2 separate regions of the Mus musculus genome follow, and region 2 is linked to region 1. The links are chromatin loops, found by intact Hi-C in ENCODE. Cell type or tissue: heart. All regions are shown on one strand. Links, peaks and the distances in the headings refer to the core of each region. The heading gives the core; the rest is flanking DNA. Region 1 overlaps Pbx1 (pre B cell leukemia homeobox 1). Region 2 overlaps Gm39696 (a long non-coding RNA gene).

The links. Hi-C counts contacts between places; a loop is a spot of excess contacts. Peaks named below come from ENCODE experiments on the same cell type or tissue, not always from the same donor. Only the 100,000 strongest peaks of a DNase experiment are listed, where the experiment ranks them.
Region 2: a loop joins it to region 1, with 2.9 times the contacts of the local background. A loop is called at or near these places in 3 of 42 quality-filtered maps.

What each region holds. Positions count from the first base shown.
Region 1 is chr1:168,370,071-168,381,546 of GRCm38, reverse strand. The region is part of intron 2 of Pbx1 (pre B cell leukemia homeobox 1); the gene reads left to right. Gm51671 (a long non-coding RNA gene) reads right to left here. Exons shown (of 2, transcript XR_003948152.1): 1 at 9,192-11,476; 2 at 1-9,128. Among named protein-coding and RNA genes, the nearest start is that of Gm51671, 30 kb to the right of the region's middle. In heart, for the core only: a CTCF peak has its summit at 4,973 (motif pointing left); a DNase peak (open chromatin) is centred at 6,156; H3K27ac peaks cover 550 bases.
Region 2 is chr1:168,474,144-168,485,619 of GRCm38, reverse strand. Gm39696 (a long non-coding RNA gene) reads left to right here. Exons shown (of 3, transcript XR_865718.1): 2 at 7,766-7,907; 3 at 9,789-9,986. Among named protein-coding and RNA genes, the nearest start is that of Mir6348, 11 kb to the left of the region's middle. In heart, for the core only: a CTCF peak has its summit at 6,539 (motif pointing right); a DNase peak (open chromatin) is centred at 8,439; H3K27ac peaks cover 2,899 bases.

The DNA of each region.
Region 1 (11,476 bases), core at 1,727-9,726:
CCACCTGCTCAAATGTCAGGATTGCAGTAAAGCTATGCTTAACTCCCTCCAGGATCATCCTGGGATCCCCAGAGCAGGGTCTGTGTGTCTGTGTCCTAAGGTGTGCACACTCTGTTTTTATGATCGCTGTGTAGGCGAGCTCTGACTCTCCCCTGGGGCGGGGGCGGGGGGGGCAGGGACGAGACACAGCTGTCAGCACAGTGCTAGTTACCTAGCTCATGCTATGCATGGGTCTTGTTGTTTGTTTGTTTGTTTAAATAAATAAACTAGTATGCATAATTAGTGGATACAATGCAAATATCTTCCCCGTCTCCATCTCTAGGGAAAGCAGGGAAGAAAATGCGGAACTCAAACCCCACTTTAGGACTTGACCAATTTTGAGTGAAAGGCAGGATTTCCCTAAAGCACACTCCATTTAAGCCTGCCACAAGATAGACCCCTTAAAGCACTTGGAACCAGAGAGGTGATTTTTAGGGGATCTGTCAGGCCTTGGTGTCTTGCTGATAAAGTAGGATCTGACTAGAAGACTCCCATATACTCAAGAGATGGCAGTCTGGTGGGATGACCGATCTGAAGCCAAGCACAGTCCAGCCCATGCCTAGCAGTACCTGGGCATTTGATTCCTAGACTTGAGGTGTTCCCTGTTGAGAAGTGTGGTCCCGTCCCTTCTCTGTGTGTGTCTGTGTGTGTGTGTGTGTGTGTGTGTGTGTGTGTGTGTGTGTGTGCGTGTGTAAATTTGTAAAAGCCCTGTGGGGCTGCTTTTGTTGTTTTATGGACCAGTGGTTCAACCGTTCTCATTTTACAGTGCATTACATGTCCTAACCAAGGACACACCTCCTTTTATGGCAGAGGCTCAAGGAGTCTAAAATGAGGACACTGATGGCAGCTCTTCCCTAACTGGCTGTGATTCCTTCTGTGCTCAGGGTTCACGGGCCGCAGCAGGTCAGCCCACAGATACCTCCCTTTGCTTGCTACGTGGTCCTGTTGTCCTGTCCATCCCCCAATCTCTCTTTCTCACTCCTTCCCCCTGTGCTCACCCCCGCCCCCACCCCATTCCCTCACTTCTGTTGACATGTGACTTGTAGCATTGGCTGACTTCCTGCCTGCATCTTGATGTCTGCCAACTGGCCGATGATGGGTCTGCGATCCCGCTTCCCTCTGCCTGTTTTCACCCTCTGAACTGTGGAGGCAGCTCATAAAACATGGGCTCCACACATTTTACAGCATTCGGCTGGGCTTCTCACAGCACACATGGTAATGACAAGCAGGTTTCCAGGGGGCAGAGCCAACTGGAGGCTCAGGCTTCCTTTGCATGACATGTCAGGTGGACTGTGAGCATCTCCCGAGATGTCTCAACCGTTTTCACTTCTCAGGAGGTCAAAGGACATGTGTGGACACGGTTCTTTCCAACCGGTGGCCCCTTTCTGACTATAATACAAATGCGTGGAGTTTGATCCTCTTACCTTGGTCTTGTTGAATGCAGTATTATATACACACACAACCACGAGGAATTTTTAAAACAGTGTGTGTGCTATCTTTGCCCCTCATTCAGTTTTCTTCATGCAAGTAAATATAAGAACATTAAAGCCATGACTATTTTTTTTCAGGATCAATATTTCCTTTGTTCAGGTAAGGAATTCTACTCCGGAGTAAGATTCCTGACCTTATATGGCACTGGTCCCCAACAGATGCCAAATGCTCAGGTCCCTACATTCTAAATGTTAGGTACCAAATTGACCTTTCTGTAATCGATTTGTTTAATCCAGTGTTATTAAGAGCCAGCTGTTCCAGCATTGATTGGATTGATGCGATGGCCCTGGGAAGCAGTCACTAGACATGGCCAAAGTCACTAAAGTGTGTGTGTGTGTGTGTGTGTGTGTTCTGGGCAAGGACTCAGTTAGTAGCAGCATTGGATTATGCACATCACCAATAAGTCAGACCAAAGAGACAATTACAGGTGGCCTGTCACCAGAGGAGGGGGTGAAGTAGGAGAGGGAGGGAGAGAGGGCATGTCTAGCACTGTTGGCTTTGGAATTTGGCTACCTTTGGCCCCACATGCCTAAAAGAGTCTTGGAGCTTAAGAGCCAGGCATCTGGAAAGGCAAAGGATATGGGTATTGGTTACTAAGATGCCTTCTAGGTGGTCACCATGGCAATCTCCAAAGATGAGAGCCCAGGGGGGAAGGATGAAAAAGAGAATTTTTGACTCTTTCCATTCAGGCCTTAGAGCTGCTGCTGAGAGTTTCCTAGTAGCCTTTAAATGGCTGCCCTACAAATTTGGGCTGCTACCATGTATGAACAGGTCGGGCAGCAGCAATGCCAAGGCCAGAAGTCATACCATTCCTGTCAGTGTCCTTGGGCTCCTCATGTATTATCTCCTGTGCCTCCTGAGGTTTTTCTCTGCCTCCAAGACTTCTCCACTCTTCATCTGTCTCCTCTGATGTGTGGTTGGGAACCTCATCTTCCGATCTTTATTTTGGTTTTGATAGGAAAAAATTAGGCTACATAATAATACCTTGCAAGGATTAAGTGCCGTGTTGGGTGTATCTCCTCTGAGAAAGGTATTCCTGGGAGTGTACCAATAAAATAAGTTTAGTTAGCTGAATCATGTTTTGCAGACATCGAAGTTCTCAATTTAGAAATCTCTGCAAAGGATGGAAACCTGACCAAAGTCGTCTCAGCCTCACACTGAGATTTTTCAGTAAAGGTTTAAGAAGCACATGTTTTTTTCATGAATTACAAAATAAAAATAATAAGAGAGAGAGAGAGAGAGAGAGAGAGAGAGAGAGAGAGAGAGAGAGAGAGAGAAGAAGAAGAAGAAGAAGAAGAAGAAGAAGAAGAAGAAGAAGATGATGATGATGATGATTTTGCTAATGCTACCTACTTTATTCTTGACATGATTCGGTTCCTTTAAATATAGCAATATAGTCAGTCCTGGTACACAGACTGATAATCCTTGCTACTTGGGAAGCGGAGGCAGGGGGATTGTTGAATTCAAGGACTACCTGAGTTACAGAGCAAAGGCTAGTCTAAGCAGCTCAGTTAAGATCTTGTCTCAAAATACCAAATTGAAAGAAGACTAAGAGTGGAGGTCAGTGGGAGAAATCTTTGGGAAGCATGCGGAAGGCCCTGAAATCCAGGTCCCAGCCCTCCCCCCAAATAAGTAACTAACTACATACATGAATAAGTAAACAGGTCAATAAATGGGTAATTATGAGTGTTATTGGTTCTTATCCTGGGATAGGCACAGTGCTAAGTTCATTGGCAAACATCGTTTCCTTGCATCCTCATCAAAACCTTTGAGGAATGGGGTATCTTTATTGTTATTGATAGAGTTTTGAGACTGAGATTCAAGTAGGTAATCTGTTAAATTCGAGACTGTATAGCTGTTAAAAGATGAACTTGGAACTTGATCTCTTGGAGGCCGGATCCCAAGGCCTTGATTATAAAACCTCCCAAGAGTCCAGCTTTCCTGATAGGATAAAATAGTTTACCTTCATTAATTTTTTTTTGTGACTTCTTCAACATATGAGGTAGAGCCCACTGGTTCTGTGTTGGTGATGATATAGTTCCAGTTCCCTTTGTGATGGTGACTAAGGCTCTTTTCTTCGGCTCCTAAGCTCACTTGGGTAGAGCTAATGAGAACGAGGTGATGAGGTCCAGCCCCCATTGGCGTCTGTTCACTGGACTGAGATTCAAGGCCACGAAATTAACCTTTCACCTTAGCCAGCTGCCTCTCAAACACGTGCTGCTGCTAATCAGAGAGAATAAGGAGGGTATTGTAGCTAAAATGCTATAGCCCCCCAAGACCTTGACCAGCGGTTCAATGACATTAACTTTCCAAATCAAAACTAGTCATTATTGCCATTCAAATAAATAACTTTAAATGCCATCTACTTGGTGTGTGTGTGTTTGTGTGTGTGTGTTTATTTGTTTGTGTGAAAGGAGAGAGCATTGTCAAGTGAGTTTGTAAGTTCGACTTTTCTTTACCACAAGCCTTTTCTGAGTGTTAATATAATGTCTGTTGTATATCTGCTAGAAGGGTGTGTATAGTGTAGTAGCGTTTTTCAGAATTAATTTGACCCGAGGACCATCTTCCTTCACTACAACCCTTAGAAACATACTTTAAAAACCGGTGATCATGATGCATCCCTTTAATCCGAGAGCTCAGGAGGCAGAGAGCTCTGTGAGTTCAAGGCCATCCAGGTCTACAGAGTGAGTTCCAGAACAGCCAGGGATTTGCAGAGAGATCCTATTTCTAAAAGCCAAGGAAAGGACAGGACAGGACAGGACAGGACAGGACAGGACAGGAATGGAGCATACTGTATTTAGTGTGCCATTATACCTCAGTACTGATTCCAAGAGCTCCAGACTTTTCCACGATACCCAATCCAAGGATGCCCAAATTCTTTTTTACATAATGGCATAAGTATTTGCATATCACCATATGATCACTCATATATTTTAAATAATCTCAATCTGAATTTTATTATGCAAAAAAACCCAATGGTGATGTTCTGCATATTAATAGCTATTTAGAAAGCAATGACAAGCAAACAAACAACAACAGCAAAAGCCCCAAACTATATTTGGCAGCCATGATTTTCATTCTACACTGGATAATTCAGTCCCAAATCTGCAAATGTGGATGCGCAACTGTATTTGCTTTGTTCTAGTCTCATTGACTATCTGTGGTAGAGGTGTCTTTCACACTGGGGGAAAGTTATAAAGTTCAAATTTCTGTTATGTGTGTGTATCTTCTTCCTACAGCTTCTATCTTTACCACCTACGTGCTTCGTCATCTCTTGTTTAATTTTTTCTTTTTTTGTCTGCCCTAAGTTTTAGGCAGAATCCTATGGCTGGCCACAGTACACTTGCCAAGATTCTAAGATAAAGATACTTGCAGGGACTAGAACCCAGGTCTCCAAGCTCGGGCCCATTTCTCTTTCTGGCAGCCTTTGCTGCCTCCCAGTGGACAGAGCCCTTTCTGGGAGCAGGAATCTTGATTTGATTGTTCTCTGGAAGCCCTGTGCTAGGTGAGCTGTAATCACTTCCTGTCGTTGCTGTCCATTTATAAAGTGACCTTGTCTTAACTCTTTGAGAAAGATTAAACACCCCTCCCCCATAAATAGAGTCGAGCACATTATTAACCAACATTTAAAAGCACTACTTATGGGTTCTAAGAACAGACTGTAAAGTTGACTGTTCTAGAGACAGTAATCCCGTTGCTGGCAGGAGAAACCCTACGGGCTGAGTAGGTTCATGTGCTTCAACCTTGAAAAGAACTGTGTCCGGCCTTACCGCCTTACTGCGCATTTTTTCCCTCTCTCGTTTCTCTTTCGTTCTATAGGTCTAGTGCCGAATCTGATGATCTTATAATTTGGAAAAAGAAATGTAAGAGTGGGAGATAAATCTTCACTTTCTCTTTTCTCAAAAAAATTATACCCAAGTGAACAATCTTTACGCTCTCTCCTGCAGTACTACTTAGATGCTGCTCCAAAGAACAGTAGGGCTGCCAAATTCAGCTGGGGTTTTTAACTAAGCTCTGCTTCGGTGATCCTCTCCGTTGCCTGAAGAATTCATTATAAGGAAATAAACACATTAACAACTCTTTGGTCTTTTACATCTCTAATATTTATAAAGTGCCGAAGTCTGCTGAGGAGAGAGCAGGTGGTTCCCACCCGTCAGCTGAATAGGTGTTTGGTTATGTTACAAAACGAGGTGCCCCGATTAGCCTTGACTATAGATTGTATTGTCCTTCATCCATATCGAAAGCTACCTAGTTATGAATATTGAATGGCCTGGCTTTTAACACAAGGCACTTACCTTTTAATTGGCCATTGGTTTGTCTTTAGCTCCTAGATATCTCCACTGAGATTCAGATGGAGAGGTACCGAGCAGGATGGAGGGTAGGTAAAGGGTAAAATGACCAGGCATAATTAAATGGAAGCTGGCTAAGTTAGGGGTAGGCCAGAGCTAGAGAAAGAGGTGGATCCCTGGCACTCTGCATAGCTTTTGGTCTTACCGCCAGACTGTGCTTGGTACTGACCTCCCCCCAAAGCACGTTTTAACTCTCTCCCTGGCTTCGTACATATGCACACGTGTTGACTTCTAGCGGCCCAATCACCATCATGACTCCCGTGTTCCCAAACCCAGAGCCAAACAGCAGGCGGGGGCTTGGGGCTCTCACTGCACAAACTTGGCAGGGAGAAAACGACTGTTAAGTGAGAGCTAATTGGAAGCTGCCTGAACTGTACTCTCTCAGAGCTATTTACAATATCTTTTGGGCAGCAGCTTACTGGTTATTCGGCTCTTGGGGGAGTGAGTGTGGAGAATCAGAGGACAGTGTTCCAGGCGACAAGGCGGTGGCAGTTTGTGAGGCTCCTGACACATGGACTGTATTCAGTGTTCATCCTTGGTATGAATTCTCGGCTCTCCCTTTTGTGGAAAGAACAGGTCACTTCCTGTGTATGACACATCCCTTCCTATTCTCATGTAAGCCATGCCCTCCCTCTGGAGAGGCACTTAGGTGCCCATTCTTGGCCCATGTCATTCCTATAAGCAAAAGGACTACTGGAAGCTGTTCTATGGATATGATAGCTGTTCTGTGTTAAAACAAAACCAAACATTCTTACCTGGGATCCCAAAGTAGGGCAAGGGAGTTTTCTCAATTGGAAAAGTCATATTGTTGGGACCTGGGATGCCTCTGTGAGAGCTCTGTAGCACTGGGGCTGTTTGGCTTGTTCTGTGTTCGAATCTTTCCCTCCTACTCCACAGACATTGGTTTTAAGCTTCCCCCCATGCATCCATTTATAAGTGACAAGCCTCTCCCCTTCTTTCTTGAGTCAGGTTCTCACTGTATACCCTTGACTGGCCTGGAACTCATTATGTAGACTAGGCTGGCCTTGAACTCAGAAAGAAATATCCATCATCTCCTGTATTATCTGAGTGCTGGGATTATAGGCAACAATCACCACATGTAGCCAGGTCATTTTATAAAACATACGTGTGTGTGTGTGTGTGTGCGTGTGCAGGTGTGTACATGCCACAGGACATATGGCATATGTGGAGATTCGTAGATAGCCTTTAGAAATCAATTCTCTCCTTCCATAGTGGGATCCAGGAATCAAATACAGATGGTCAGGTTGACATAGCAAGTACTTTGACCCACTGAGCTATTTTCCCACCAGCCTGCAGGTCACTTCAAAATTGTCCTGTTTAGCTGCCGCTCCCAATCCATGAGGTAGACTAAGATCATCTTCTCCATCAGTAATTGCATTCTGGATCATCTCCATCATCCTTCCGTGTGCTGGGTTCAGAGCAGGGCAGGATGAGGGTGGACAGCGGGGAGAGAGCAGTAGGCTCCAAACAAGTAAAGCTGGGCAGGTTGAACCACTACCATGACTCAGAGATGTAGGGCCACTTCTCCTTCTCAGCAAGATGAGAACCAGCCTTACAAAAAACCCAACTTAAATAGAATATCACTATCTGTTTACAGATGTTGAATTTGTGGCCATCGTTACAGGGACACTGTTAAAGTTTACTTTTTGTTTCATTTCTAAAGTCAGAGCTTGTGGAATAAGAAAACGCATTGTTGCCTTAGGCAAACAGCTGCATTGAACTCTTTCTAAAACACCCAGTGTAAAAAGCCACACTGCGCAGACCCACTGTGTTTATTTGAAGAGGGTGTCCCAGAGGTGCTGCTTTGAGGCTATTCTTTGTCAGGGTCGTTCTCCTGAGTTCTGAGTTTTGCATGCTTTCAAACACTAGGGCATTCCATCAATTTACAAGTAACCCTACTAACTAATTAGCCTTTTGTCTGTGTGACTTTGTATCCAGGCATCACTGTGGATTTATATTCATCTCTTCCTCCTGTCCCATTGCCTTGCCTACCAGCTTGAGTTAAAGAATTGCCTCTAAGTGCATCCCCGGAGCCTGGGTACAGAGTGAGATAATGAATGTATGATTACTTTTGTCATTACCAACTGAAGGTTTTGAGGTTCAATTTTTTTCCCGGTTTTTAATTTTTTTTTAAATATACCTTCTCCTTGTATTTTGCTTCTTCTTTCTTTTCTCCAGTGGGAAAAGAGCTAGCTTCTGAGAATCTATCTACGAGGAACTTCGTCTGTCTAACAGGGGTGAGAAAGCTTTGTAAGGGATCACTCAGGGGTGTTCCTTGGGACTGGGCTGTGGGTATAGCTTCTTGCAGGTTCTGCAGTAGGGGCTGAGCTACCCCATCCTTCAGACCATCTGAATGGAAATAATAGTGAAAAAAAGCCATATTTTTGGTGGCCATTCTGTTTCCTGCCACGATGAATCCATTCAGACTTCACCTCAGGCCTTGGGAGTTTTCTTTACTCCTTTGACACATAGGTGGAGAGCCATAGCTGACCAGAAAAGGTTCTGTGGTGCTGAAATATAAGAATTGTACTTGCGGTTCACAGAGGGCGTCTCCTGATTCTGCTAATAGGAAAGGCTCTTAAGGTGACACTTTCTGTCATTGTCCTCCATGTGCCCTAATAGTGAGAGATCAGTTTCTCCCACCCACTCTGATCCAGAGAAACAATTGCTTAGATTCATCCTCGCTGAAAATGAGCCCTGGTGGCATATCCTTACATTGTCAAGTCATAGACTGGATTCTTACCATTGGCCATTGGGACCATTCATTCAGATATTAAGTGAGCTGCATACTCTGGAAAACTTCCATTTAGGGGCCACCTAAGTTTACTAAGTCAGTCTTCTGTGATGTTTCTGGCCTTGATACTTGAGGGTGCACAGATTTTTTTCTTCCACTATGGACCTGGGAGGCAAGGCCAGCCTGGAAAGGACCCCCCAACAGGAGGAGACAACATATGAGGAAGTGCTAGACACCTGTGTCCAGTGGGATTTTTGCTGAAGTCATTCCAGGAGAGCCGCACACTTTTCTTCCTGTGCTGCTCTGTGAGTCCACTGGGTGCTTCCAACTATCTGTCTGAGATTCCAAGTCTCAGAGATTAGCCTAGAATAGCTGTGCTGAGCAAAACCGGTCAGATTGTAAACTCTCGAGTTCTCAGTTGATCCTCTCACATAGGCAGACTAGGAGTAGCATCTTCTTGCTTGTTTCTGGAGCTGCTCTTGTATGCCCTCAACCTATGCAGACTAGGAGTAGCATCTTCTTGCTTGTTTCTGGAGCTGCTCTTGTATGCCCTCAACCTATAACTGTGACTCTATACAGTAGGACTTAGCACTTCCTTGTTGAGGGTGAAATAAAGACAACAGTGTGCTTGTGCAATAAAGTCATCTCTCCTGACTTCTTCAAATTCCCCACCCGTTGGCCAAACCAAACACTTTCTTTTCTTCTTGCCCTGGGAATCCTATCAAGCACAGTTAGAAACCTTTCTGTGAATTGGGAAATGTAGTCTTAGGTGGCAATTTGAAACCGCACCCTTCAGTCCACATGCCTGGTGGATGCTCACTGGCATCTGACATGGTATATACCAGTTGCCAGCTTATTCTATTTCTTTAATGGCCTCCATCCTCTCTTCCCTGCACATATACAGCCATGATCTCTCTTCAGGTAAGCTCTTTGTGGTGGCGCACACCTTTAATCCCAGTACTTGGGAGGCAGAGGCAGGCGGATTACTGAGTTCAAGGCCAGCCTGGTCTACAGAGTGAGTTCCAGGACAGCCAAGGCTACACAGAGAAACCCTGTCTCGAAAAACCAAATTAAAAAAAAAAAAGCTGTCTTAATACATATGTCACCATCATCAGTGATACAGGTATGTGTGCGTGCACACACACATACACACACACACACATACACACACACACACACACACACACACACACACACACACACACGAGGAAGTAGGGGAGAGGTCTCAGAGACAGTGTTAATAAAGGCCCTCCTGAGGGTTAGAAGAAAGTTACCCTGAGTAGTTCTAATCTCATGCAGCAGTGATTGCCTGTTGTCCCCTGTACCTGGGAATGAAGAGGAGATGTACCAGAAAAGAACCTATGTTCATCTATGACTTTAGTCTCTGGGAAGATTTCTCTATATTATTTTCTTCTTGTCCAGGAAACTTTAAGGATTTCTATTTAGGCTAGATGAGAACCTTGGGCTAGGTTTCAGGTGCCTTAAAGGTAGGAATACGCCTTAAGGGCCACCATATGCTAAGCACCTATGTAGATGCCAGCCAGCTTCATTGGCTTGCTCATGTCCCTTTGGCATGGACTGTGTGTGCTCTTCACATTTCGTTTGTTTTTTTTTTTTTTATTTCTATCTTTGCCTTTGTCACAGTCACCCTCTGTACCTTTGTCGAGTGGATCCTTGGTGCCTCTGTGTTCCCCACTTCTCCATGCCTCTCTGCGGAGCCTGCCTTGTGCCTCTCATTACCACGTTAACAAACTCGAGTCGTGCCTAACGAGGACGCCTCATACGTTATGCTAATGATCAAGAGACATGTTAATGATATTTTAGAAGCCTAATTAGTGGAATATATAACTATATGCAATTTGGTAATGGACTGTGACAACAAGTTGCTAAGAGGGGACTTGACAAATCCAGTTGCATGTGGCCTCAGACAAACAGGAGCTAAGAATGGATGAGTGGAAATCAGACAGGAAGGTGGAGGGAGGGGGTGTGGACTGGGAGTATGGATGTCCATGAGCACATTTAGGTCAGGGTCAATAGTTCTTCAGGGTAAGGCCTTTTTCTTATCATCCTTCAACTGTCCTAAAACCACAAGGCTGTCTGTATCCAAAGAATTATTTTCCAATGTTTCTTAAGCAATTGCTTTCCCGTCCCATTGATCATACTCATGTATCTTTGTTCCAAATGTTATTTTGATTATGTTATCCCCCACAATATCTGTACTTGCGATTTGTAATGGAAGATATACACACAGAAGATAGGTTCTTGTGCCCGAAGGAGATTTTATTGTGTTATAAACCAACAATCAAGACTGTGTGAACTGGGAAATAATCAGGATTGTGTCTATCAACGTGTTGATCTTGTTGGTGGGAATAAAACAAGGGGTGGTGTGTGTAAAATCAGTCAGCTGTGGGAATGTCATTTTCTCTCCATGAATGAGTTGGTGGAGACATAGATTTCTTCACTCTGAGTCTTTCTCTCTCACAGTGATTCCCAATCTAGATCCCGGGAGGACCATGGATTGCTGAAAAGATTTGGGGAATCTGTGCATACACCAAACATTGTAATTACACCATACACATGTGCAGTCATACGTGCACATGCATGCAAACATAAGGATAAATAGCCTTTGAATGTATGAAGTGCTTTTTTGGTTGACAAAAAGCACCTTCACATCTAAAAAGGAGTTTTCACCTTTCTTACTCCCTCTCCTGTTTTCTTATGTATCATCAGTCCATTGATAAAAGCTACAGTTACAATGATTTCTTCAGTAGCAGTTCTTGCTTTTTTTCTTTTTCTTTTCTTTTTTTTTTTTTTTTTTTGGTGATATTGTGAAGGAGACCCC
Region 2 (11,476 bases), core at 2,055-10,054, 100 kb before region 1:
TTAGTAAGATCATTGTGTAAAGGAAACTGGCTAGTAGAAGTCACCCCAAAACATTCGCTACACCAGTGGTGCACGAGAGATCGGTCTGAGCCAAGGGAACGGGTATGAGTGAAGGCACAGAGGTAGACTTAACCCCTGTTGGTTTTGTCCATGGAAGGCACACTGTTCATGGCAGAGGTGAGGGGAAAACAGATCAGCATGTAGATTCATCCATCCCTGTGGCTCCTGCCCATTTTTAAACATGTGACCCTCAGTGGTCTCAGAAAAGGCTTTTGAAGGTGCTATGGAAAGAAGAGGGGGGACGTACCTGAGGAAATGACTCTCTCTTTTCCATAAGTTCTGGGGAAAGCCTCATCTAAGCATGCTATAAGCATGAAGTCATTAAATCCTCCCAATAACTGTGGGTGGTAGTGTGCACTTCTTATTTGTATTTATGGAACACATGGGAAGTAATTATTCCGGGCTTAGGTTGCAAAGCTGGGTGCATTTAAGCCTCCTGGTTCAAGAGATGATGTTGATGATAGTAAGTACTTTCTGCCCAGACAATGACAGGGCGCCCAGCATCACAAGAAGGAGCCAGTTTTTCATTGGAAGCTTTAAGATGTGTTCTTCCAATTCATACTGGGGTCATCAAAGGGCTCTTTGTAGTCAGATAATCAAGCCCAGAACCCCATAGGGAATCTGTACATTTGGTGCAGATTGAGCAGGGAGAAACACCTGAAGACCTCCTCTTGTCCTAGCTTAGTTACTGACTAGCTACAGGGTTTGGGGAAGACCATTTAACCCAATTACCAGAGGTAAAACACAGCTAGCAGTGTCTTAAAGGTGACAAGGGATAGTGGTGCTCACACACTCTTAGGATACTGCAAATCATGTCTATTAAATATTGCCTATGACTACTAAGCATCCTAATTTGAGAGGTGCCAGGCAAGCATCACCACAAAAAACCCTGGCTTGTGGCTGACGCTCTATCTGCAATTCAGATCGGATTCAGATCGCTGAGTCAAAATACTGACCAGTGTTAAAACACATTGACTTCTGGACTGGCTATAGATCACATGTCCTTGCTAGCTACGGACATCATACTGTGAACTACCTGGTTCACTTTATTTCCTTCTTAATATTATTCCGCGTGTGAAAACGGGCATTGGGTTATTCAGTAATGTCTATTTTGAGGGTTTCCCTCAAAAACTTTCAAAATTGTGTCTGTGAAAACAAGTACTTGAAAACAGCTATCTAATTTCAACTTTAGCACTTACAGGGCACTGTTTATATGCCAAGAACATGAGGGAGAATTGTCACTTATTTAAACTGAGTTGCCTCCAATTCTCTTTTGGGAGTATTACACAATAAATATAAAAATGTAATAAGTATTAAAGTATAGAATTTGAGGTAGCACATGCACACATTGCCATCACTGAAGTGATCCTGGTGTTTTACAATTACCAGCTTCAGTTTTACTTTCAACTCACTGGCTATTTGACTCCTTAGGACAAAGACTATGTCTTGTCCATTTTCTTGGCGGATAATAAGTCGTGTGACAGAGAATAGGCGTTCGATAAGCATTCACTGAGCAGATGAATGAATGAATGAATGAATGAGCCCAGTCGCCAACCAGAATTTCTCCAGAGATCCTACGATATCATCTGTGTTCTTTCCAGTTTTCAGACAGCAGGCTTGTGAGACTCTCTCCCCCAGACTCTAACACTCTCCTCAGCTCCAGAGTGGCTGCGCAACCCTCCCCCACACCTAGCCATATCCATATCTGTCTCAGCCAGGAGCCGCCCTCCTTACTCCTCTTGGCCCTCTGGGCAGCATCCTGTGCTTCCTGGCGTCAGAGCTCAGACACCGGTGACATCACTTACCCACCGCCTCATCAGCTGCGGCTGCTACCTGGAATCCCGCACATAGCATCGTCCAGCAGCTATCGATCGGCCTTTTCAGGACCTCAGCAGAGCGATTTCACTTTCAACTAACTAATTGTGTAGGGAAGGGGTTTTAAAACAAGAAACAGAAAGAAAAAAAATCCATTAAAGTCTCTAAGAGAAAGCCTAGGTCATCCTGCTAAGTATTGCATCTATACAGATGTGCTATTAAAACAGATGTTTGTGCAGGCAAGCCTAAACTGCTAACAAGATTGCATCTCCCTAAGGACAACTTGCTTTGTAAATGACATTGTTTTGTGTGTTGCTTTTAATGGTTTTGTTTGTTTGTTTGTTTGTTTGTTTATAAAGGTATGGAAGAAAGGCCGGGACATGAGGCAGACTGTTCCACTCATTTCCTCCTTGACTGTTGTCACACTGTCAAGGGACATAGTCAGTAAGCTCAAAGGGAAGGAGCTAGAGGGCCCTGAAGTTCACTATTATGGAGTCCCACCACTTTAAAGATAAAAAGATTAGCTAAGCCACATCTTTCACTCTATTTTCCTGGGAGAGGGATGGGGGGTCTCAGATCTGAGCATGGGGTCAGAAAGAGTGTTATCAGCATGAATATTTAAGGCCCAGTCCAAAATCTCATGTTGAATTCTATTCCCCGTTATGAGGATCTGAAAAGGTGGGGCCTTTTGGTGGCTTTAGGTTCTGAAGACAGAGACTCTTATCTCCTGAGAGTCTTGAATTCACTTCACAGAAACTGTTGTTACAAAGTTTCTTTCAGTCACAGTTTTCACAAAAGAAAAAAGAAAAAAAGGAAAAAAAAAAGAGCTCAGGGTACACACACTGTTTTTTAGACCCATGTTTCAGCTAGATGGCTACAACCTTAGGGTCCTTTCTAATCACCAAGCTACAATGTTACAGGTAGAATTTCTGCACAGTAGACATGAATCAATTTGACCTCATCCAACCTTAGCTCCTCCCCCTCTGGTCATGTGTCCTCAGTATCTCTCCCAATGCTTATCCTCAGATTCCTGCTGTACACAGTAGGAAAATCAACTAGCTCTTGAAAAAAAATGTTGCACATGTCCTCGTGATCCACAATTTGTGTCTCACCTCAGTGGCTCATTGAGAGTGGGATCTAGCTAAAGATCTAGAAGCAAATGAGTAGGTAGCCTGGTGGCTGGGTCCTAAGGTCAATCAACGCCGTCTTGCTTGGCACCTGCCTCGGAGGAAGCAAATAGGGTTTTCTCAAACAATACAGTCAAGTTCCCTCCAACTACCACCGCTGTGAGACCTTGTTGCCACCGACATTTTGTCTGGCCTGCTCTTAACTCCAATTGGCCAGCCCTCAGGGCCACGGTTTCATGACTCACCTACCCATGGCAGTTTCTCCTCTCCTCCTCTCCTCCTTTCCTCCTTCACCTTCTTTCCCTTGTGGTTCCCCTCCAACCCCAAGCCTAAGAATCCTAAACCCTACCTATGTCTCTTCTGCTCTGCTATCGGCATCTTTATCTACCAGTCAGATATAACTTGAGGCAAGGTTACAGTGTCACTTGGGTCTACCTGCAGGCTATAACTCAGGGTTAGCAATAGGAAAGTAGATTCTAATAGTATAGAGGGTAGATATCTGCCCAGCTCTTGTGCTGTTTAAGGCTTATTGTAAATAATAAAAGGTGTGTGGCTTTTATCTGGGAGCTGATCACAATGGGGTAGAAATCCTGGGTTGGGATTGAAATTTTCTACAACAGATAGTGGGAAGGTCACTTACCCAGGCTTAAGGCTACAAGATGCTTGCTTCCCCTGGACTCTTCACGGGTGTCCATTCTGATTGCCACAGCCCAGCCTTTCCCAACCACTATCATCAGCTTAACAGCCGGTACCTGCCGCCATGTCTACCCCACCGTGATGAACTGCACTGTCAAATTCTAACCCACAATAAACCTTTCTTCCCTCACATTTCTCCAGTATTTGGTCACAGAAATTAGAAGAGTATTGTACTGGCGCACTTTGTGTGTGAACTTGACACAAGCTAGAGTCATCAGAGAGAAGGGGACCTTAGTTGAAGAAGTACCTCCATGAGATCCAGCTGTAGGGCATTTTCTTAAAAGCGATTCATGCGGGAGGACCCAGCCTATTGTGGCGGTGCCCTGCCTAAGCTGGGGGTTCTGGGTTCTGTAAGAAAGCAGGCTGAGCAAGTCAAGAGGAGCAAGCCAGTAAGCTGCGCCCCTCCATAACCTCTACAGCAGCTCCTGCCTCCAGATTCCAGCCCTGTTTGAGTTCCTGTCCTGCCGTCCTCCAAGTGTAAGCTGAATCAGCCCTTTCCTCCCCAGTTTTCTTTTTTGGTCATGGTGTTTTCATCACAACAATAGAAACCCTAAGACAAGGGATGAAGACAACATTTGACGTATCCACTGGCTCATGTCAATGGCTTCTGCAACTCCATAGGCCTGGATTTGAAGTCAGGTTGCTTTCTTGCTCCAAGTACATACACTTCTTCCAATCTTTCCTCCAATAGGGGATAGAGCTCAATCCAAAACTGTAGACCCAGCTACTTCTCATTATCCACCTTCAATATTGACTCCAAGCCACTCTGTCCCTCACATGCACTATGACCACAGCTTTGCGCTCGTCTCTTCCCTTCACTTTTCTGTTCCACGTTGCTCACCTGATCCCAAACTGTCGGTGAGGTCCAAGTGACAGGACTCCAAATGCAGAATCCTTAGCATCACTTATGACATGTCCCTTTGGGAAAGCTAACCCTCAGATTTATCTTCTAGAATTTTCTTCTTTCTCCTCTGCATTTCTGTAAGCTTTCCTGCTCACCTGCCAAACCGCTCATCTCTGAAGAAGGCTGGCCCTTGTGCAGCCCAGACAAACTGACCCTCAAGATGAGCCAAACATGGAGTAACCGCATCTCCTCTGAGCCCTGATATGACGAAGAAGCTTGCTCCTCATCTTGGTAAATAGTTTTAAGTGTGACCAATGCCACCCTTAAGGCAGATCAGAGATGGCTCTGTGCCTCAGCTGCAGGGCACAGAGGTTTCATGGAAGACTGACTTTTCCATCCAGCGATCATAAGAATTGTCTTCCTCAGCAGCGTCTCTTACATATTCTCTCTGCTCTGGTTTTACAGAGTGTGGTCTTATCTGTATCGCCATAGACACCTGATGTAGTCCTGTTTCTTTGATCCCTTCTCCTTAGCTGATAGGTGGAGACTCTCCGGGAAGAAAAATGCTATCCTAGCTTAGGATTCCAGACTTTAGAAAATCACAGTGTGATTCTGTCAGTCTTCCCACCAGACCTTGAGTGTTGTTATCTCAAGGTTCAGGGGAAACAACGATGCCTGTAGAATAGAGCAAGTACTGGATTCAAGAACTCAGATTCAAGCTCAGACCTAAATGTTGTCCCCTAAAACGAAAAATCACTCTTAACCTTTTGGATACGTATAAATTTTTATCTATTTATTTACTGCCACTGAAAACCTCTCAGAGAAGAACTCAAGTTTGGTCAATCAATCCAAGTTAATCACTTTGACACAGAATCCTGGGAATCAAGCAAACAGTTGTTAAATTAGAAGACTGTAGGAAAGAAATCACAAGAAAATCTAGAAGAGCCCATAACTATTGCAATATAAATTAAAACAAACCTTGCCCTGCGCTGATCTCAGAGTGGCGTTTTGAGGATGAAATCATTGAACTCCACAAGCTTCACCTTTCTTGAACGTGAATCATCTCCACACATCTCTAAGCACCTGCCACGTACCATTATTTCCACACAGCAGAGAAAGAAATCGAGGTATCTTACAGAGGTAGGGTGCCTAACTTGCAGCCACACAGCACATTGTGGGAAAAATTAGAATCAGAATCCCAGCCAACTAATCTGTGGTTATGGAATCAATCTGCCAAATGAAGCAAGATGTAATTAAATAAACGCCTATGCACATGGCACGGTGCATTTAGTAGGCGCTCAATAAATTTCACAGAATGAGTGGAAACAAAACGCAAAACAAATATGCTACTATATGATCCCAACCTGTGCACCACAGTGAGTCCCTAAAGAAAGCCGGTCAAAAAAGCACACACAGGAAAAAGCAAGAAGGCTGTGATCTATATCTATGTCAGTTCTGTTTCCTTTCCTGAGGACAGGATCAGATTGCCCGTCAATCTGAGTGGACGCCTCATCTGCTCAGCTATCCAACAAAACTTAGACAACTGAGCCTTTCTTATGACATGTTAAGGGCCAGTTACCTCTCTCTCCAGAAATTTCAGGACAGTAAGAGGGGATAGTTATCAGACCGGAAGGAATAGGACCTTGTAAACCCAGGTGTCACACACAGATTGTGTCTTTTGGGATTTCTAGTAGCCAGTTTGGTGTTTTGCTATATTTTAATGGCTGCTTGAACCTATACAGCGATTGCTATTAGTTGTATTTAAAATAGTCAGTTCGTTGTGGAACAGACAGAAAATAATGCACTCTGTGTGTTTCCTGGGGATATATGATGGTGACACATGCCACACGCCCATAAAAAAACTTCTTACTAATACCATGAAATTTGGGGACCATCTTATAATAATCTTTAAACAAACATTGGGGATAATCTCTTTTTGGACATGGCTATGGAGTGAAAACGAACTGTTCTTTCTGTCTAGTGTTTTGAATGATTGGTCCCCAGTAGGTGGCACAATTTGGGGAGGTTGTTGAAGTGTCAGGAGTTTGGCTTAGATTGAGGAAGTTGATCTCACAAGGGGCAGGCCCTTGGAGATGTAGATTATGCCTGGCTGTTTCCTGCCTGGTCTCTACTTCACAGTCAGCCATGAGTGACCAGCGGTCCTCCACTGCACACCCCTGCCTCCAGGACATTTAGCACAAGCACATAGAACCAAGCAACTGTGGTCCAAATCCTCTGAAACAGAATGAAAATAAATGTCTATTTCCTTGAGCTTTCTGTCAGGTATTGGTGACTGTGCTGGAGAAGTAACAAATAGGCACATTTTCAACTTCCTGTCCCCCTTTCCTAGAAAGCATGGTCTTTGAGGGCTTCCACAGCATAATATAGAATGGCGCTCACTTCTTCAGCCAGGAAGAGAGCAGTTGACCAGGAAACATAGAGCCTTGGAACTAAAACATGTTCGGTGAGCCATGGGCAAAGACGTACTCAGCTGCTCTTCTCTGAGGACAAACTTGACTCTCTCTTGCTGAATTCTGGGGAACATTCTACAGTAAGCACTTCCCCTTAGAGCTGCGTGGAGTCAAAAAAAAAAAACAGCCATTAAAAATATGTATATAGTCAGGCAATGGTGGTGCAAGCGATTAATCCCAACACTCAGGAAGCAGAGACAGGAGGATCTGTGGGAGTTCGAGGCCAGCCTCAGCTACAGAGCAAGTTCCAGGACAGCCAAGGATATACAGAGAAATCCTATCTCAAAAAGCAACCACAAAACAAAAACAAACAAAAATTTATTTACCCAACTATTCCAACTATTTTTCTCTGGGTATGGTGTTTGCATATGTGTATATATAGTGGGAGGATATATAAGGCGGGTATGTGGTTTGCATATGTTTATATACAGTTGCATGTGGATGTTTGTGCAAGCATGTAGAATTCTTCCAGAGGTCTGTATCAGATCTTTCTTAATCTTCCATTTTTGTTGTTGTTGTTGTTTTTGTTGTTATTATTATTTAAGACAAAGTTTTTCATGTAGCCATGGCTGTCCTGGAACTCTCTCTGTGTAGACTAGATTGGCCTTGCATTTACAGAGATTTGCCTACCACTGCTTCCCTCATGCTGGACTTGAAGATGTGTGCTACCACGGCCTGGCTCCTTGTTTGTTTGTTTGTTTGTTTGTTTAGCTTGTTTTATATTGTTCATTGTTATTGTTGTTTTCACACAGGATCTCCCAAAGGACCTGGAGCTCACCAGCTAGGTTGGCTGACTTTGGAGTACTATCTGCCTCTGCCTCCCCCACACCGACATTACATGCCACCATGCTGATTTTTTATATGGCTGCTCAGGTCTTCAAGATTACACAACAGGTACTTTACCAACTCTCTCTCTCTCTCTCTCTCTCTCTCTCTCTCTCTCTCTCTCTCTCTCTCTAGCCCTGATAACAATAACAACATTTATAAAACCATTCATTTGGATGTTAAACAGAAAAATCTTACTTTGTTGGGTACTTATTGGAAGATTTGAGGAGATTTTTCTATCTGGCTTTACACTTTCATAATCAAACTCATTGCAGTTAGTTGATTTGGGATGTATTGGATGAGCAGGAAACACACATCAGGAAGAATTAAACACAGCATGGACAGTCTGAAAACACAACCACGACAAAAACCCTGTTTTTCGACTGAAGGCTGGCATTTTGTGATCTTTTGAAATCTCATTTCAAGAAGATTAATTTATTGGGGGATTTCCTGACTCTTAAAGAGAAGCCATAATATCTTCAGAGACATGTTGTCTTTCAGGCCTCTCCCTGCCAAGCAGGTGCCTGAAACCTGTCCTTCATGAGAGTAGCCAGCAAAGCAAAGGCCTGGGAGCCCTACAGAAGGACACAGAGCCCAGGCATGCATGGCTCAAGTCCACGTAGACAGCAGCCTATTTTTAATCAAGCAGCAAGGGGCTAAGGACTGTGTGATTCTGATTCTATTTATGGAAATGTGCTACATCAGCCTGAAAAGGAGGCTAAGATTGCTGCTCTGGTCCTGTCCCGCTCTTGGTACTCAAGGGGCTAGATAACCTATTCAGTCTCCCCTTCCCGGTTTCCTCAGCCACTTCAGCAACTGCCTTCCCAACCCATGAGACTCTCTCCAGGCCCCAACTACAGAGAAATTGGGGAGATGAAACAGAGCTATAAATGGAGTCTGTGGTGACTTCCAGAAGGCTATGCTTTGTAAAAACCATAAAGGAAAGAATGGTATAACAGTCGCTGTCCAGGAAGAAAATTTTTGTAACTGCTGTATGGAAAATCAGCCTTTCATGAAACCTCTGGGCCCTGCAGGTGGGGGTTGTGCAGAGCCATCCCTGAAAGTCATTTGATCTGCCTTAAAAGATCGAGCTGGTCACAGTTACAATTGTGCCATTTACCATGGCGAGGATTAAGCTGCCCCGATGTACCAGGGCCAAGAGGGGACATATTTATTCTTTTGTTGGCTCGTTCTGAGGGTGAGTTTGTGTATGCAGAGTGAGGGTCAGCCTTCTTTGGAGGTGAGCTAATGGGCTCTGTGGCTGGAGAGCATGTTGTCGTGAGGCCTCACATGACACTGAGGACCCAAAGCGGTGCCCACTCACAGGGAAAAAAAAAAAAAAAAGCCGGAGCCCCTGACCTACTGGGAAAGCTTCCAGGAAGGCTAATGACATATGATCCTCGCCCTTGCTCGGCTATTCCATCTCAGTTGCATTATCTTGGCAACCAGGCCTGGTGAAAAAAACAGTTCCCCGGCCCAGTGCTACAGGAGACTCCAGCATTCAGAGGGGCCAATCCGGGGTACACAGAAAGGACCTATGAATTTCAGACCCTCGCCGGTCAGACACATACATGTAGGCATTGCACGGAAGTCGCTCCAGTCAGCTGTTCTCTGTGGGTGGATGGGAACCCTTTGCTGGACCTTGGTTTGGTCTTTGCAGATTGAGGAAGTGCCTGTAAAGTCCTTGAGGGGAGGCCCGCTGCAAGCATGTTTACTGCTGCGTTATTACAGACAGTGCTGCGGAGCCCCCCACACGGCATCAAGCCATTTGCTAGATTGGATGCCACTTTCGGTGACAGGTCAGGGAAAGACACTGGATTTGATGCAGACTGACAGGTCCGTAAATTTGGTTTCTAATTTTATGTATTTATTTCTTTTAAAGAAAAGAGGGAGAGAGGGAATACTCAGAGCCATGAAATCATTAAAACCAATTCCCTTCCTCTCCCCCAGCCCTCCCTCTCTGGAGAATGTGTGTGAAACAATCTTCGCAGCTCCTGAGCCCTCCGATGGTATCGATCCAGATGTGGAAATTGGTATTGACTGCAGCTGCTGCTCAGCGCACTTCCCCGGCTTTTAAAGACACAGCGTATAGGTGATTTCACTTTGCACAGGACACAGCTCGGGAGACATTTGCTGATCCAAACTAAATAATACAAATTAAAAAATTGGGTTCTGCGTCTTGCATTCTCCATTAAGCCGCATGGGAACCGGAAGAGCTCTGGAGCAGCTGGCAAGGCAAAGGACCCACGGGCGGGCGGGCGGGCGGGCGGGTTGGCTCTTTCCCAAGCAAGGAAGGAAGGTTTCCTTTGCATTCTGCGTCCATCCTGATTCCTGGGCGAGGCCTAAGTGCAAAGAACCTGGACATGTGATGGCGAGTGCTGGTTGGAGATGCTGTGTTAATCCTCTATTGCCACCCTTAACAGTTATCACAGACAATGGTGTCAAGACAGGCATATCTATGGTGTTTGGATCCAGAAGTGTAGGATGAGGCACACCAGATGAAAATATAGCATCAACAGCTTTTGCTCGCTACTCTTCCAGATTCTTAGAAGAATTCAGTTCCTCACCACTTGGGTCTGGTACCCCAGCCTTAGGAGACTACTTAAACTTCTTGGCTTATAGCAGCTTTCTCCATCTTCAAAGCCAGTATGTCATATCACTCCAAACCACTCTTTTACCTTAATTTACATTTTTTAAGATTCATATGGTTAGGCGGGAGTAAGCAGAATAATCCAGAACTTGTCTCCCCATCAAGGACTTTCAATTTAGCCAAGTCCTAAAAGTCATTTGGAAGGTGACATAGTCAAAGGTTCTGGCAGTTAGAACGCGGGCATGCTTATGGAAGCAGTCCTCTATTCTAATGTCATCCCAGTCCCCACACAGTCTGGCATCATTTAAAGATTAAAAAGTGGGCATTTGCTTTTGCCTATGTGTGTGTACATGCTCCTGTGTGTACATGTTCATGTGTGTGCTCATGAGCACACATGCACTTATGTGCACATGAAGGACAGAAGGTGGTGCATACTCTACCTCAATCATGTTCATCCTAGTGTTGGAAGGAGGGCCTCTCACTGAGCCTGGATCTCAGTGCTTGTCTAGGCTATTGTCCAGCAAGTCATGGGCATATCTCCTGTCCTTACCTCCCCCTGGGACTACAAGCGCATCCTCCTGAACTTAGACCTTATTCCTGAGGGAACCAGAGATCAACCTCAGACCCTCGTGCTTAGACAGCATACACATTGCTGAATATGTCATCTCTCCAGCACTGGATATTTGATTTTCAGCAATGGACAAGAACGTCACTCATGTACGATCAACCTTCATGGTAGATAAGCATTCCCACCATGATTCAACTGTCTAGCCATTTATGATACCATCCAGCAGTCTGGGTGCTCCAGAGACAAGCCCTTTAGAAAAAAGTTACGGAATGCTAACACAGGGTTAATTCAGGTAGCCATGATGGTCTGCATGAAGGAGCCTGAGACCTCAGAAAAGAGTTGTGCAAATAAGTAATTGCCATCCCCGGAATTACTGACTCCACCCCTGCCCCACCCCCATCTGGTCCTTTAAGAGAAGACACTTTCAGTCTTATTTTCTAGACTAATACATCTATATTTGAAACCAGCTCAGCCATTGCC